Linked DNA regions of Homo sapiens: region 1 is linked to region 2. Evidence: chromatin contacts called from ENCODE Hi-C or POLR2A ChIA-PET data. All regions are on one chromosome and are shown on one strand. Each heading gives the region's core, a stretch centred on a gene start or an enhancer-like site at or near the end of the contact. The rest is flanking DNA. Distances are from core to core; before and after follow the strand shown.

Region 1 (6,590 bases), core at 2,132-4,631, 3.1 Mb after region 2:
GCACTGTGGTCATGATGGGGGCCATGGAGGAGCCACTTAGTTCCTGGAAAAAAAAAAAAAAGCGACAAAGATGTAAGGAGAAGAGTCTTGGGCTGGGTGTCAGCACAAAGGTCACAGTCCCAGCTCCTGCCGTCCCTCACTGAGCGAACTTGGGGCAATCTCTTGATCTCTCTGAGACTCACGACCTTATGTGTAGAGAGTTAATACCTTCCCAATACTTATCCAATTCATCTCATGGGAGGGCTGTCAAGAGAATTGAGTCCCTCTGGAGTCTCTGACAATCTCCCGTCTCCTACTGCTGTAAATGCGAATGTTATGACTCCTGGCCCTCTATGCTTTCCTCCTCTCCACTTTCTCAATTCATCCCCCTCTTCCAAATGGCTCTGGCCCTTCCCCAATTTTTTCCTAATTGCCTGCTTAGACTTTCAAACTCCAATGTGTCACCAACCCCACAAAATCCAGGAGTCTAATCCTGAATTCATCAACTCTCCACAAAGCCAGGTCCCCTCCACAAACTCCCTGCCCCTTCAGCAGAGCCTCCATTCTCCCAGATTCCTAGAATCTTGGAATCATGGATTTGTCCTTCTCTGGTTTCAGTCAGTCGATCACCCAGCAAAGCTTGCTAGTTCTCCTTTCGGAATCTTTCCTCCGATTCCCACAGCTATCACCCTAGCTCCAAGCCTCAGCATCTCTGCCAGCCTCTCCCCTCTCCGTTTATCTAACACCTAGATTGCTCAAGCACTCTTTTAATAAAACAAACAAAAAGCACTATTTTACTCATGTTACTCTCCTGCTTTAAAATCTTCAAAGGCTGCCTATCGCCTAAAGAATGAAATCAAAACTCTTTAGTCTTGTGATCAAGACTACTTAACAATATGCCTTAATCCTCCATTCACACCTTCACCCTTCCCCACGCTTCCCCATGGAAACTGGCCATGTCTACACTAGCCACCTCTCTTCTCCACTTGCTCAAGTCTTTTTTCTTTTTCTTTTTTTTTCTTCCTGAGACAGGAAGTCCCAGGCTGGAGTGCAGTAACATGATCATAGCTCACTACAGCCTCAAACTTCTGGGCTCAAGTGATCCTCCCGCCACAGCCTCCTGAGTAGCTGGGACTACAGCCATACAGTGCTATGTTACACAGGCTGGTCTTGAACTCCTAGGCTCAAATGATCCTCCCACCTCAGCCTCCCAAAGTGCTGGTATTACAGGCGTGAGCCACTGCATCCATTCTACCTACTCGAGTCTTAACAATTCCAAGTGCTCCCTGTCCAGGAACCGTACAGCCACCGCACACCCGACAGCACGTGCCACATGCACACCCACTGGGATCTGACACCAGCTGGACGAGTGCTCACGGTCCCAGCTTCAATCCTCCTCTGCTTTCAGGAGGCCGCACCTCCCTTCACCTGCTCCCCGGCCAGCCTCCCAGCGCTCTGCGCATGCATCACTTCCTCCAGGACGCACCCCCGCCCTGCTCAGCCTGGTTGAAATGCTTTTTAAGTGCCCCATTTAGGTGGTTTTTGGACCATGATGTGGGGGCATCGACTGTTTTGAGGAACAGTTTCTGTATTCAAACCCTGCCTCCTGGCTATAGGACTGTAGTCAGGTTACTTCTACTTTCTGTGCCTCCATTTCTTTATCTGTACGAAGGGGATAAAGAAAGCTCCCACCTTCTAACCCATTCCTACTGCAAGGCCTTTACCTTCAGATTCCTCCGCCTGAAAAACCCTTCCTCCCGCCCCCAACCTTCCCATGCTATCAATGCCGCCTGCTCAGAGAGGGTTTCTTCAGATAACACGAGATCTGCCGTCACCAGATATGCCACCCAGCTAGTTCCCCATCGGCCAAACCAGCTGCATGCCACCCACTCCTCAACCTAATGGCTTCACTCCTCCCACCCCGTGAAATTATTCAAACAAGCTAATCACATCCTTCTGCAAGAACCAAAGGTCACCTCACCCTCGTTCACTGCAGAGCCTGCCTCCCACCGGCCCTGCTGCTTCACTCTGCTCCCAAACGCAGTTCCCGAGGGCAAGCCCTGTGTGGCCCGCATGGCGTGCGGTGTCCTTCTCCCCTGGGCTCTGAAGACGAGTGACTAAAAACAGCTGTCAAGCCCGTCTGTCCAGTGTCAGGGTAATGTGTTCGGCCATCTTGTACTATTTAGGGCAGGAGGGGGTCCCTCCTTCAATGGGGTGAATAACGGTGATCAGAACAAGCCCCCACTCTCCATCCTGCCCCTCGCCGTCCCCTGCTTGGTTTCCTGCCCACCACTCATCACTGCCTGAAATCTCATTAGTCACGGACATGCCTCCGTGTCCCTTTCTAGAATGTCTATCAAAGCAGGGTCTTGGCCTGCCAGTGTGTAAGCCCTAGATCCGTTCCTAGTACACAGGGAATGTCTAAGGAATGAATGGAGGGAGCGGTGAGAACTCAACGAGGACAGAGTGCTTAGCCATCTCGGACACACCGCAAGCGATCTACATATTTTGGCTCTTATTATAGATGCTTGGTTATTCATCTTTCTAGCTAGACTATAACCTCCATGAGGTAACAGGTGGTATCTACAGTCTAGCAGAGTGGAGCTGGGCATGGTGGCGCGTGCCTGTAGTCCTAGCCACTTGGGAGGCTGAGATGGGAGGATCACCTGAGCCCAGGAGTTTGAGGCTGTAGGGCAGTATGCCCATGCCTGTGAACAGCCCTGCACTCCAGCCTGGGTGTCATAGCGAGGTCCCCATCTTTAATAAGAAAAAAAAGACAAAATCCCCCCAAAACGATAGTCTAGCTGAGAGACTGGCACATTAATGCTCAGTATGGCCGGGTGTGATGTCTCACACCTGTAATGTCAGCACTTTGGGAGGTTGAGGCAGGCGAATCACCTGAGGTCAGGAGTTTAAGAGCAGCCCAGCCAACATGGTGAAACCCCGTCTCTACTAAAAATACAAAAATTTGCTGGACGTGGTAGGGCGCACCTGTAATCCCAGCTACTCGGGAGGCTGAGGCAGGAGAATCACTTGAACCCGGGAGGCAGAGGTTGCAGTGAGCCGAGACTGTGCCACTGCACAACAGCCTGGGCTACAGAGCGAGATTCTATTTTTTTTTTTTTTTTAAAAAAACCTCAATACGTACTCACAAAAGGTCAAAAAATGGTGAACAACTGTCAAACACTGAAAAGACAAAGGAATTTCTTTTATGTCCTCGAGTGGGGTTGATAACTGAAGACACAAAGATGAAGGAAGCAATCCTACCACCAAGTCACTTGAGTTCATGTGGCCCATGAGGCCAACACCCTCTGAGAGCCCAGCAGAGGGGCTGACTCATCGGACCCCTCCTGGCTCCACCTGCCACGCACCATGCCTTGCTCCAGTGCCCTCTTGATACGTGTGGCATCTGCCACCGGGAACCAGATCTCGGCGATGACACACTGCTGGGTGACGTCGATGTTGCACATGTTCAGGATGTGGTAGACAGCTTTCATCTTCTGCACCTTGATGAGCCAGGAGTGCCAGTTGGCAGCGGCTTCCTGCAGCAGGCGCTGGCGGTGAGACTCTGTTTGTGTTATGACCTATACAAAAAACAACACACAGGAAAACAGAGAACCTTCACAGAGCTGTTTGACAAGGTGCCAAAAATGGAGTGTCACAGGCCACAGCAGCTTCCTCTGCTCTGGCAGGCTCCTTTGACCTGTGGCTGTCACCTGGCCTTGAACTCTCCTGAGCAGTTTATCTCCCCCGCTAGAGGCTAAAACCCTTAGGCAGAGATTGTATCTTCCTTTTCTTCTAAATTCCTCATTGTCCTATTGTTATGGGTTGAATTGTCCACATAAAAGAGTCCTGAACTCTGATACCTGTGAATATGGCCTTTTTGGAAAGAGGGTCTTTGCAGATGGAATCAGGTTAAGAAGAGGTCATACTGGATTTGAATGGGCTCTAATCCCATATGACCACTGTCCTGATAAGAAACGTAGACACAGAGGCACACAGGGAAGAATACCACGTGACAACAGAGGCAGAGAAGTAGGCACTTGCAAGCCAAGGAATGCGGAGGACGGCCCGCAGCACCAGAGCTGGGGAGAGGCAAGGAGGGGGCTCCCTTCAGGTCTTCCGAGGGAGCACGGCCCTGCTGACGCCTTGATTTCAGACCTCTGGCCTCCAGAACCATGACAGAATAAATCTTTATTGTCTTATGCCACCCAGTTTGCTGTAATTTGTTACAGCAACCCTAAGAGATTACTACATCTACCACAACCCTTTACATACATAATCCCTCCAATAAATGACAAGTGAATGAATGAAGGAATGAATGGACAATTGGGCCCACACAGAATTTATTTAATGGAATCATTTTTATGTTTTGATGATACAACAAACAGGGTAATCTTTTTCAGCACACATGGCCTCTGTAAGAGACACACTGTAAGACAGACATGCTGGCTCTAAGATTAACGAGAGCCATGAGGCCACCGAAGCATCTCACAAGCCCAATACTACCTGTCACTTTGCAATATAATGCCCCCTGGCCTGGGGATTTCCAGGAGACAAGAGCACCTCAGCACAGAGGTGACTTTCAGAAACCTCAAAGAGCATAGCCCGAATTATATGCCTCAGCATCAGACAGTGTCTAAGATTCATCTTTGGCAGGGACTGAGCCAAAGGAGAAAGCTGCCCCTGCAGAAGCTGCTCAGCTGGGATCATCTGAAGCCCTCGACACAGCAGCAACCCGTCATACTAAATGTAAGCACACATCTAGCAGAATTTATTTTCCATTCTCCTCATGACGTTTTCATAAAATCAAGCATGGAGAATTGGGGGGAAAGGACTTCAATGGCTTTGGGGAAACAGTGTTCCTGACAAGTGACAAAGAAGTAATGGAGAGGATTAAAAAATTAAACACAGGCCAGGCGCAGTGGCTCACGCCTGTAATCCCAGCACTTTGGGAGGATGAGGTGGGTGGATCACCTGAGGTCGGGAGTTCGAGACCAGCCTGACCGACATGGAGAAACCCCATCTCTACTAAAAATACAAAATTAGCCAGGCATGGTGGCGCATGCCTGTAATCCCAGCTACTCGGAAGGCTGAGGCAGGAGAATCACTTGAACCCGGGAGGCGGAGGTTGCGGTGAGCCGAGATTGCGCCACTGCACTCCAGCCTGGGCAACAAGAGCAAAACTCCATCTCAAAAAAAAAAAAAAAAAAATTAAACACAGGTTTTCTGGAAAAGTAAAGTTGTCTGCTAGCCTAAGGGTTTTGAAAGAGGCACATATCTAATTTCTTAACATACTTGTCCAGAATCTAAAACTGAGTTGACTTCTACCACAGCCACATGCAGCTACTAAATTTTATGTATTTTATTTCCTTTTATTTTATTTTGAGATGGAGTCTCGCTTTGTTGCCCAGGCTGGAGTGCAGTGGCGCGATCTCGGCTCCCTGAAACCTTTGCCTCTCAGGTTCAAACGATTCTCCTGCCTCAGCCTCCCGAGTAGCTGAGACTAGACTACAGGTGACTGCCACCACGCCTGACTAGTGTTTGTATTTTTAGTAGAGATGGGGTTTCACCAGTTTGGTCAGGCTGGTCTTGAACTCCTGACCTCAAGTGATCCACCCACCTCAGCTTCCCAAAGTGCTGGGATTATAGGCATGAGCCACCGCACCCAGCCCTAAAATTTAAATTGAATTAAAATTAAAAATACAAACTAAATGACTTAGTGGCACTAGCCATGTTTCAAGGGCTCAATAGCCACATGTGGCTCGTGACTACAGTGTTGGACAGCACAGGACACATGAACCTTCTATCATAACCGAAAGTTCTATCGAACTCTAGCACTGATGAGAGTCTGCCAGCGAGGGAGGCCCAGCTGTTTTCAGTGATTACTTTCAAAGCTGCTGTGATTGAAGAAAGATTTCTGATCATAAGTGTGTTGAGTGACCCTGGATGGTGACAGACTTTACAAAGAAAATGAGTTTGGGATGAATGAATGTTCACATGGTGAAACTAGACTCACTGTTTTTACAGAATTAACCCATCAGCTTAAACAACCAGGCAATTCAGTGGGAAAATAATCAGTCAAACTGGTTGTTCAACTTAATTGGCTGGGTGGTTGTATCATAGATTCCGTCTAGGCCGAGGCTGGCAATAAAGGGTGCCTTTTATCAGATCGGGGTGGCCACCTGAAGGCTGACTAGGGCTGTGGTCAAATCTGACCCTGGGCAAAGCATTCTTAAGACACAGCTTCGTTCCCTCTAGCTTATCGAACAGTTTCCCAATTGTGAAATCTTCCACAGCCACAACCAGAAAGGCATAGCCAGCATTCCAGCCAGCCTCCCAGCAAGGGCCCTGGGGGGCAGGGCTTGTATGAAAACAGCAGAGGCAGCCCTCCTGCAGCTGCCATCAGACCATGCGCCCAAACCCCTCACTCACGGTGATTAAATCTTCCAGCCTCACATTGACGCTCTCCAACATCTCTCTGCGCTCCACCGCAGGCTCTGGGCAAGGGTAGACAGTGGCTCGAAACCTGTGTTTAATATATTCCAAAGGAAACAGGTGAGTTCTTGCTGCAAAGCATTCTGCATCCCCTTTTCTGCTAAGACATCGTT
Region 2 (6,730 bases), core at 2,958-5,457:
GCGGGCGCCTGTAATCCCAGCTACTCAGGGGGCCAAGGCAGGAGAATCGCTTGAACCCAGGAGGCGGAGGTTGCAGTGAGCCGAGATCACGGCATTGCACTCCAGCCTGGGTGACAGAGCTAGACCCCACTGCAAAAAAAAAAAAAAAAAAAAGGGAAGGGGGAGCTAATGGTAAACAGGAAAGTAAAGGAAGTGTTTTTATATAAGGATATTGAAGGGATAATCTGGAAGTAGCAGTGGGGAACAAAAGAGTCCTGCCTTGCTTCTCCATGCCCTGTGTTTATTTAGAGAAAACACCTTTGAAAAAGCCTTAGAGGAAAAGCTAGGCTTCATTTAAGCCTTATCTTAAGGAGAGGATAAGGTTCTACGAAATAAATTTTAATAACTATCCTTATATTGCGTTCAGAGGCTGTGCCAGACACTTGTTGGGCGCTGAGGATGGAGTCATGAGCTCAACAGGTGAAGTCCTCACCCTCAGTGTAGCTCACAGTCCGGCATCTTGCAACTCAAAGTCTGGTCCATAGACCAGCAACATCATTTGGGGTTGAAAGAAATGCAGAAAGTTAGGCCCTACCATAGACGTACTGAATCAGAACCTGTAGTTTAATAAGATGCCCAGGTGATGTGAATGAAGATTAAAGTTGAGAAGCACTGGTTAAGTCTTGAGTGAGTCAAGTTTTAACCTGGACAGACTGGAAAGTATGGTGTGTTGTAGCCATCTCCTAGTATCCCTTCCCTCTTCCCTCTTGGCAGCCACTTTAGTTCAGAGACCCTGCCCTTTCTAGTTGTAGTTGATTGTGGAGCATCTGACACCATCTTGACCCATCAGTTTTCCTTTCCCTGGCATTCGAGAATGGCAAAGAGAGAGAGATCCTATTAGGAGTAAACTCAACTTACTTGAGTTTACTTGTTAAATGGTGATATGGTTTGGCTCTGTGGCCCCTCCCAAATCTCATCTCCAATTGTAATCCCTGTAGCCCCGACGTGTCGAGGGAGGGACCTGGCGGGAGGTGATTGGATCACGGGGGCAGTTTCCCCCATGCTGTTGTTCTCTTGATAGTGAGTGAGTTCTCAAGAGATCTGATGGTTTAAAAGTGTTTGGCAGCTCCCCCCTCCCTTTTTCTCTCCTGCTACCATGTGAGATATTCCTTGCTTCCCTTTAGCTTTCCACCATGATTTTAAGTATGCCGAGGCCTCCCCAGCCATGCAGAATTGTCAGTTAAACGCCTATCCTCTACAAATTACCCAGTCTTAGGGAGTTCTTTATAGCAGTGCGAAAACAGACTAATACAAATGGCTAACCACAGAGTGTCTCTATTGGTTAGCCATTTAATAAATAAACCCAGGTCGGTTGCTGTGGCAATATGCTGGAAAGCAGAAAAACCAGGAAGTGGGTGGGGGAAGACAGAGAGAACAATGAGAGATGTTTGGAGAAAAGCAGAAATAGGAAATGTTGATTAGATTTCTATAGCTTTCCTATTCCCTAGGTAAACTAAACATCCTAAATTCCTTCCATTGATTGAACAGACCCTCTTTTTGGCCAAAGGGACTCCAGAAAGACCTTAAAACTGAGTTCCCAGACATGATGGTACGGGAGGTCAGACATGCCTCGTTATATCCCCTCTCCTTTGCAGTTTAAATGCAACAACTGATCAGCATTAATGTTAAAACACAGACCAGGGGGAGTAAGCTCTTTCCTTTCTGTCTGGCAGCAGCCATCAGGTAAGCCAAAATGGATGCATACAAGTACATCCAGGAGCAATGGAGGAAGAAGCAGTCTGATGTCATGCGCTTTCTTCTGAGGGTCTGCTGCTGGCAGTACTGCCAGCTATCTGCTGTCCACGGGGCTCCCTGCCCCACCTGGCCTGATAAAGCACGCCAGCTGGGCTACAAGGCCAAGCAAGGTTACATTATATATAGGATTCATGTTCACCATGGTGGTCAAAAATGCCCAATTCCTAAGGGTGCAACTTATGGCAAGCCTGTCCATCATGGTGTTAACCAGCTGAAGTTTGCTCGAAGCCTTCAGTCCATTGCAGAGGAGCGAGTTGGACACAACTGTGGGGCTCTAAGAGTCCTGAATTCTTACTGGGTTGGTGAAGATTCCACATACAGATTTTTTGAGGTTATCCTCATTGATCCATTCTATGAAGTTATCAGAAGAAATCCTGACACCCAGTCGATCACCAAACCAGTCCACAAGCAGAGGGAGATGTGTGGGCTGACATCTGCAGGCCAAAGGAGCTGTGGCCTTGGAAAGTGCCATAAGTTCCACCACACTATTGATGGTTCTTGCTGGGCAGCTTGGAGAAGGCGTGATACTCTCCAGCTCCACCGTTACCACTAATATAAGTAAAGTTTGGGCCAGGCGTGGTGGCTCACGCCTGTAATCCCAGCACTTTGGGAGGCCGAGGCGGGCGGATCACAAGGTCAGGAGATCGAGACCATCCTGGCTAACACGTTGAAACCTCGTCTCTACTAAAAATACAGAAAATTAGCCGGGCGTGGTGGCGGGCGCCTGTAGTCCCAGCTACTCGGGAGGCTGAGGCAGGAGAATGGCGTGAACCCGGGAGGCGGAGCTTGCAGTGAGCCGAGACTGCGCCACTGCACTCCAGCCTGGGTGACAGAGCGAGACTCCGTCTCAAAAAAAAAAAAAAGTTTGTAAAATTCGTACCTAATAATTTAGGACAGTCATGTCTGCTTACAGGTGTTATTTGTCTGTTAAAACTAGTCTGCAGATTGTTTCATGAATGCTTTGTCAAATTATGAAAATTAAAGTGCAATAATTTTTGAAGACAATAAGGGATGGTGTATCTTGTTTCTAATAAGATGAACTTTTTTTGTCTTTGCTTTATCTTATTAGGGAGTTATATATCTTATTAGGGAGTTAGTGTTTAAAACATACTGTGTGGTATAATAGGCTTAAAATAAATTCTTTAAAAGAGAAAGAGAGAAAAAAACACACACATACACAGACCGGAAGACTGACAGAACAGACTCTTTGTGGCGATGATACAAATTGTCAACAGGACCTATGGCCATCCCAGGCAAGAAACCCAGCTAGGCCAGTGAAACTGAGAGCCAACCTGATGAGGCCTGCCAAATGCAACTTCTCTCACTTGTTTTTAGTCACCTGCTTTTAGTGGATTAAAAAACCCACATAGCTAAAGTCACAGAGCTAAACAATATATATCTAAGCTCCCACTATCTTCCTTATGGATAACATCTCTGACATCTGGGTTGCTTGATAAAGGTTTCTTGTTTTTCAGGAAGTTGGGGTCAGTTCTTGTACAGTTTAAACCACCAACCTCTCAACTGGGCCTGCATGAAAGCCCGATGGGTGTCCTTCTGACATTAGAGGGCCAAAACCTCCACACTCAGATCATGCTAAGGATGTCATTTTGTGACCATGTATCCTATAAAGAGCCATGAAGCTTGACTACCTCGCGCAGATAACCCATTGCCAAACTTTTCCTTACCTTCAACCGCCTTTCCCCACACCTCAGACCACCCTGCTCCTCTATCCCATAAATATCCCTAAAACCCATCTTTGGGGAGGCAGATTTGAGATCTGTTCTCCCGTCTCCTCGGCTGGCTGCCTGGTGAATAAACCTTTTCTCTGCTACAAAACTCATCATCTCAGTGACTGGCGTGCGGCACACGGCAGCATGGGCCCCATACGGTACCCAGCCTCTACCTTGATTACACAACACCTGATTACACAACGCTGATTACACAGCACACCTGCGGAGCTTTGAGAGCTACAAGCCTCCTTTCCTCCCCGCAAAGTCCAGCTGGGCCCAAGTAGAGGATGCTGCAAAAGCCCCCACGATTCAGCTGCGAACCTAGGGATGGGACCCGCTGCTCATGCCGTCCTTCTAGGTTAGAGAGCCCTAAACTGGGCTGTGTATCAGAATAGTCCGCGTGCTGAGAATAATATAGATTCCTGGGCCTCGGCCCAGGTTTACAGAGGCGGGATGCTCAAGGATGCCCAGCCAGGCTCGGGACTTGCTCTTCGCAAGTCCTGTCGCGCGCTCGCTGCCCCGCCGGTTCAGGCGGTGAGGCCAACGCGCTCCGCCAGGGGGAACCTGGGCGCTGCGACACTGCAAGTCGTTTCCGGGCGCGGGCTGAGTGGGAGGAGCGGGGCGGGGCGTGGCGTGACCCGGAAGTCGACGAGGGGTTCCGCCCCCCCCGCGCATGGGGAGGTAGGCTCGGACCGGCCCGCGGAGCTGCTGCAGTCCTTCGCGCCCTCCTCGCCCTCCCCACCGACATCATGCTCCAGTTCCTGGTGAGTGGAGCTGCCGAAGAGCGGGGCCCGCTGCCTGGGGCGTGCCTCGGACCCCATTTCCCCCTTGAGGATTGCCGACCCCGCCGACCCGGCCTGGGCGTGGGTCCAGCGGTCCCTTCGTCCCCCGCGCCTGGTCGTCGCCTCGCAGGGCGGCCGTTTTCTTCCTGCCTCCCCAGAAAATCCCTTTGCCAATATTTTTCTGCAGCCATCCAAGTCCCTAAAACTTTGAGGTGTCAGAGAGTGTGCGTTTCCAGAGCTTCTTATTGTGTGCCGCGCCCCGCGCTCATTGTGCAATCTTTGTATTAAAGCTTGTGTGGTCCTTGATGACTTTTCGTAGTCCGCCCCCCTTTCTTTCTGCGCTCCTGTTCCATTACATGGTCGCCGGCCGGTCCCTGCTGTGGAGCCCTGCTAGTTGGCTTTTCTGAGGAGGTAGGAAGGCCAGGAATAAACCGTAAATTAGCCACCTCACGAAGTCCGAGAGGCTAAGTCCTCATCAGACCTTTCAGAGTTGGAGGAATGAGTCAGACACTGGTATACAAGTAATTTTTCCCAAAATGTGTAAGCATGAGTAAGCAGACTATTTCTCTTGGCTCCTTATTTGAGTTAAAAACGAGTTTTCTGGCAAAACTCGGTATATTTCAAAAATTGCTTGGTGAAGGTTCCAGGAGTTGCTCATCAAATTTTCAAGTGAAAGTTTTTCTGCCAAGCTATTGTGCATTCAAAACTTGATGCTTTCAACCTCTATTTTTTTTTATTTTTTATTTTTTTTGAGACGGAGTCTCGCTGTGTCGTCAGGCTGGAGTGCAGTGGCGCAATCTGGGCTCACTGGAACCTCCGCCTCCCGGGTTCAACCGATTCTCCCTCCTCGGCCTCCGGAGTAGCTGGGATTACAGGCGCGCACCAGGATGCTCAGCTAATTTTTGTATTTTTAGTAGAGACGGGTTTCACCAAGTTGGCCAGGCTGGTCTCGAACTCCTGACCTCAAGTGATCAACCCACCTCAGCCTACGAAAGTGCTGGGATTACAGGCGTGAGCCACTGCTCCCGGCTCAAATGCTGTATCTTTTTTTGTTGTTTGTTTTAACGGAGTCCCGCTCTGTCGCCAGGCTGGAGTGCAGTAGTGCGATCTCGGCTCACTGCAGCCTCCGCTTCCTGGGTTTAAGCGATTCTCCTGCCTCAGCCTCCCGAGTAGCTGGTGCGCGCCAGCAGGCCCAGTTAATTTTTGTATTTTTAGTAGAGACGGGGTTTCACCCCGTTGGCCGGGATGGTCTCGATCTCCTGACCTCGGGATCTGCCTGCCTCAGCCTCCCAAAGTGCTGGGATTACAGGCGTGAGCCTCCGCGCCCGGCCCCAAATGCTGTATCTTTATCAAAGAGATTAAAACACAAAATGCACCCCTTTTGTCCTTTTGAAAGATGGTAATGGATTGTTAAATCCAATTAGTCAAAAGAGTGTCCTTAATCTGCCCAGCTAAGACAGGGCTGCTCCTTTGCCTCTAGGAGTTTCTGTAGTGTCCTAACTAGATGTTAGTTTAGGAGTTCAGAATAATGACAGTCATTTTCTTGTAGTAAACACTAGATTAAAAGCGGTATCACTTAGCTCCAGAGTATAGAATGATGTAATTGAGCTGCTTACTATATCTGTTGCTCATTGATAAACTGAGAGGACATGATTCAATTACAGTTAACTTTCTAAGTGGTTTTGCAGAATGAGTCTATTTGGTTTTGCAATAAACTTTTACTGTGTGTTAATTTTTTTTTTTTTTTTTTTTTTTTGAGACAAGGTTTCTCTTTGTCACCTAGGCTAGAGTCCAGTGGCACAATCATGGCTCAGTGCAGTCTTTAATTCCTGGCCTCAAGCAGCCTTCCCACCTCAGCCTCTTTAGTAGTAGCTAGGACTACAGGCCCGCACTACCACCCGTGACTAATTTTAAAATTTTTTTTTTGTAGAGACAGGTCTTGCCTAGGCCTCCCACAGTGTTGGGATTACAGGCATGAGCCACCACTGTGCCTGGTCAGATTCTGATTTGAGAATTCAGAATTCTCAGTATTTAAGGAGAGATGCTAAAGCTGTCAATTATATTCCTAGCTCAGAAGTAACTGAACACTGATGTTCTCTCACCCTCTGGTCTTCCACCTCATTGCTTTTTTTTTTAAATAAGTGGATAGCATTACTTTTCACATTGATTCCACCTCTGTCAAATGAGCCACTGACTCTAAAGTTGAGCAAGTATTTCTCTTTGTGTGCAGTCATTTCATCTATTAAAAAATGACCATCATGTTCTAGTGTTTAAGAGATTAAACTTCAGAGTCAGACTTCTCAGTTTGAACTCTGCCTCCCATCATTTTCAAGCTGTGGTAGCGTGGGTGGGCTATTGAAATTTTCTGTGCTCCCATTTCCACATCTGAAAATGCAAACCCACCTCACAGTTTTGTTGTGAGGA

Evidence for each region. Hi-C counts contacts between places; a loop is a spot of excess contacts on that map. ChIA-PET counts read pairs that join two places held with the same protein, here RNA polymerase II (POLR2A). Pooled maps may share reads with other maps.
Region 1: a loop to region 2 is called in a pooled map, with 8 times the contacts of the local background. The contact joins the enhancer-like site here to the promoter of STMP1 in region 2. A Hi-C loop is called at or near these places in 3 of 50 pooled maps. POLR2A ChIA-PET finds 5 or more read pairs at or near these places in 2 of 52 experiments (Caco-2 and naive thymus-derived CD4-positive, alpha-beta T cell).

Annotation. Positions count from the first base shown.
Region 1 is chr7:138,749,275-138,755,864 of GRCh38, forward strand. It overlaps ATP6V0A4 (ATPase H+ transporting V0 subunit a4), which reads right to left. Exons shown (of 22, transcript NM_020632.3): 10 at 6,415-6,508; 11 at 3,351-3,563; 12 at 1-43. Among named protein-coding and RNA genes, the nearest start is that of TMEM213, 45 kb to the right of the region's middle. RefSeq lists an enhancer at 887-1,689. Within about 2 kb of position 3,382, at least 8 of the 41 ENCODE cell types and tissues checked have a DNase peak (open chromatin) inside an H3K27ac peak, as active enhancers do.
Region 2 is chr7:135,658,307-135,665,036 of GRCh38, forward strand. STMP1 (short transmembrane mitochondrial protein 1) reads left to right here and starts at 4,208. Exons shown (of 3, transcript NM_001130929.2): 1 at 4,208-4,288. The coding sequence starts at 4,274. It also overlaps the pseudogene RPL15P11. RefSeq lists a silencer at 4,083-4,302 and enhancers at 4,942-5,466, 5,467-5,991.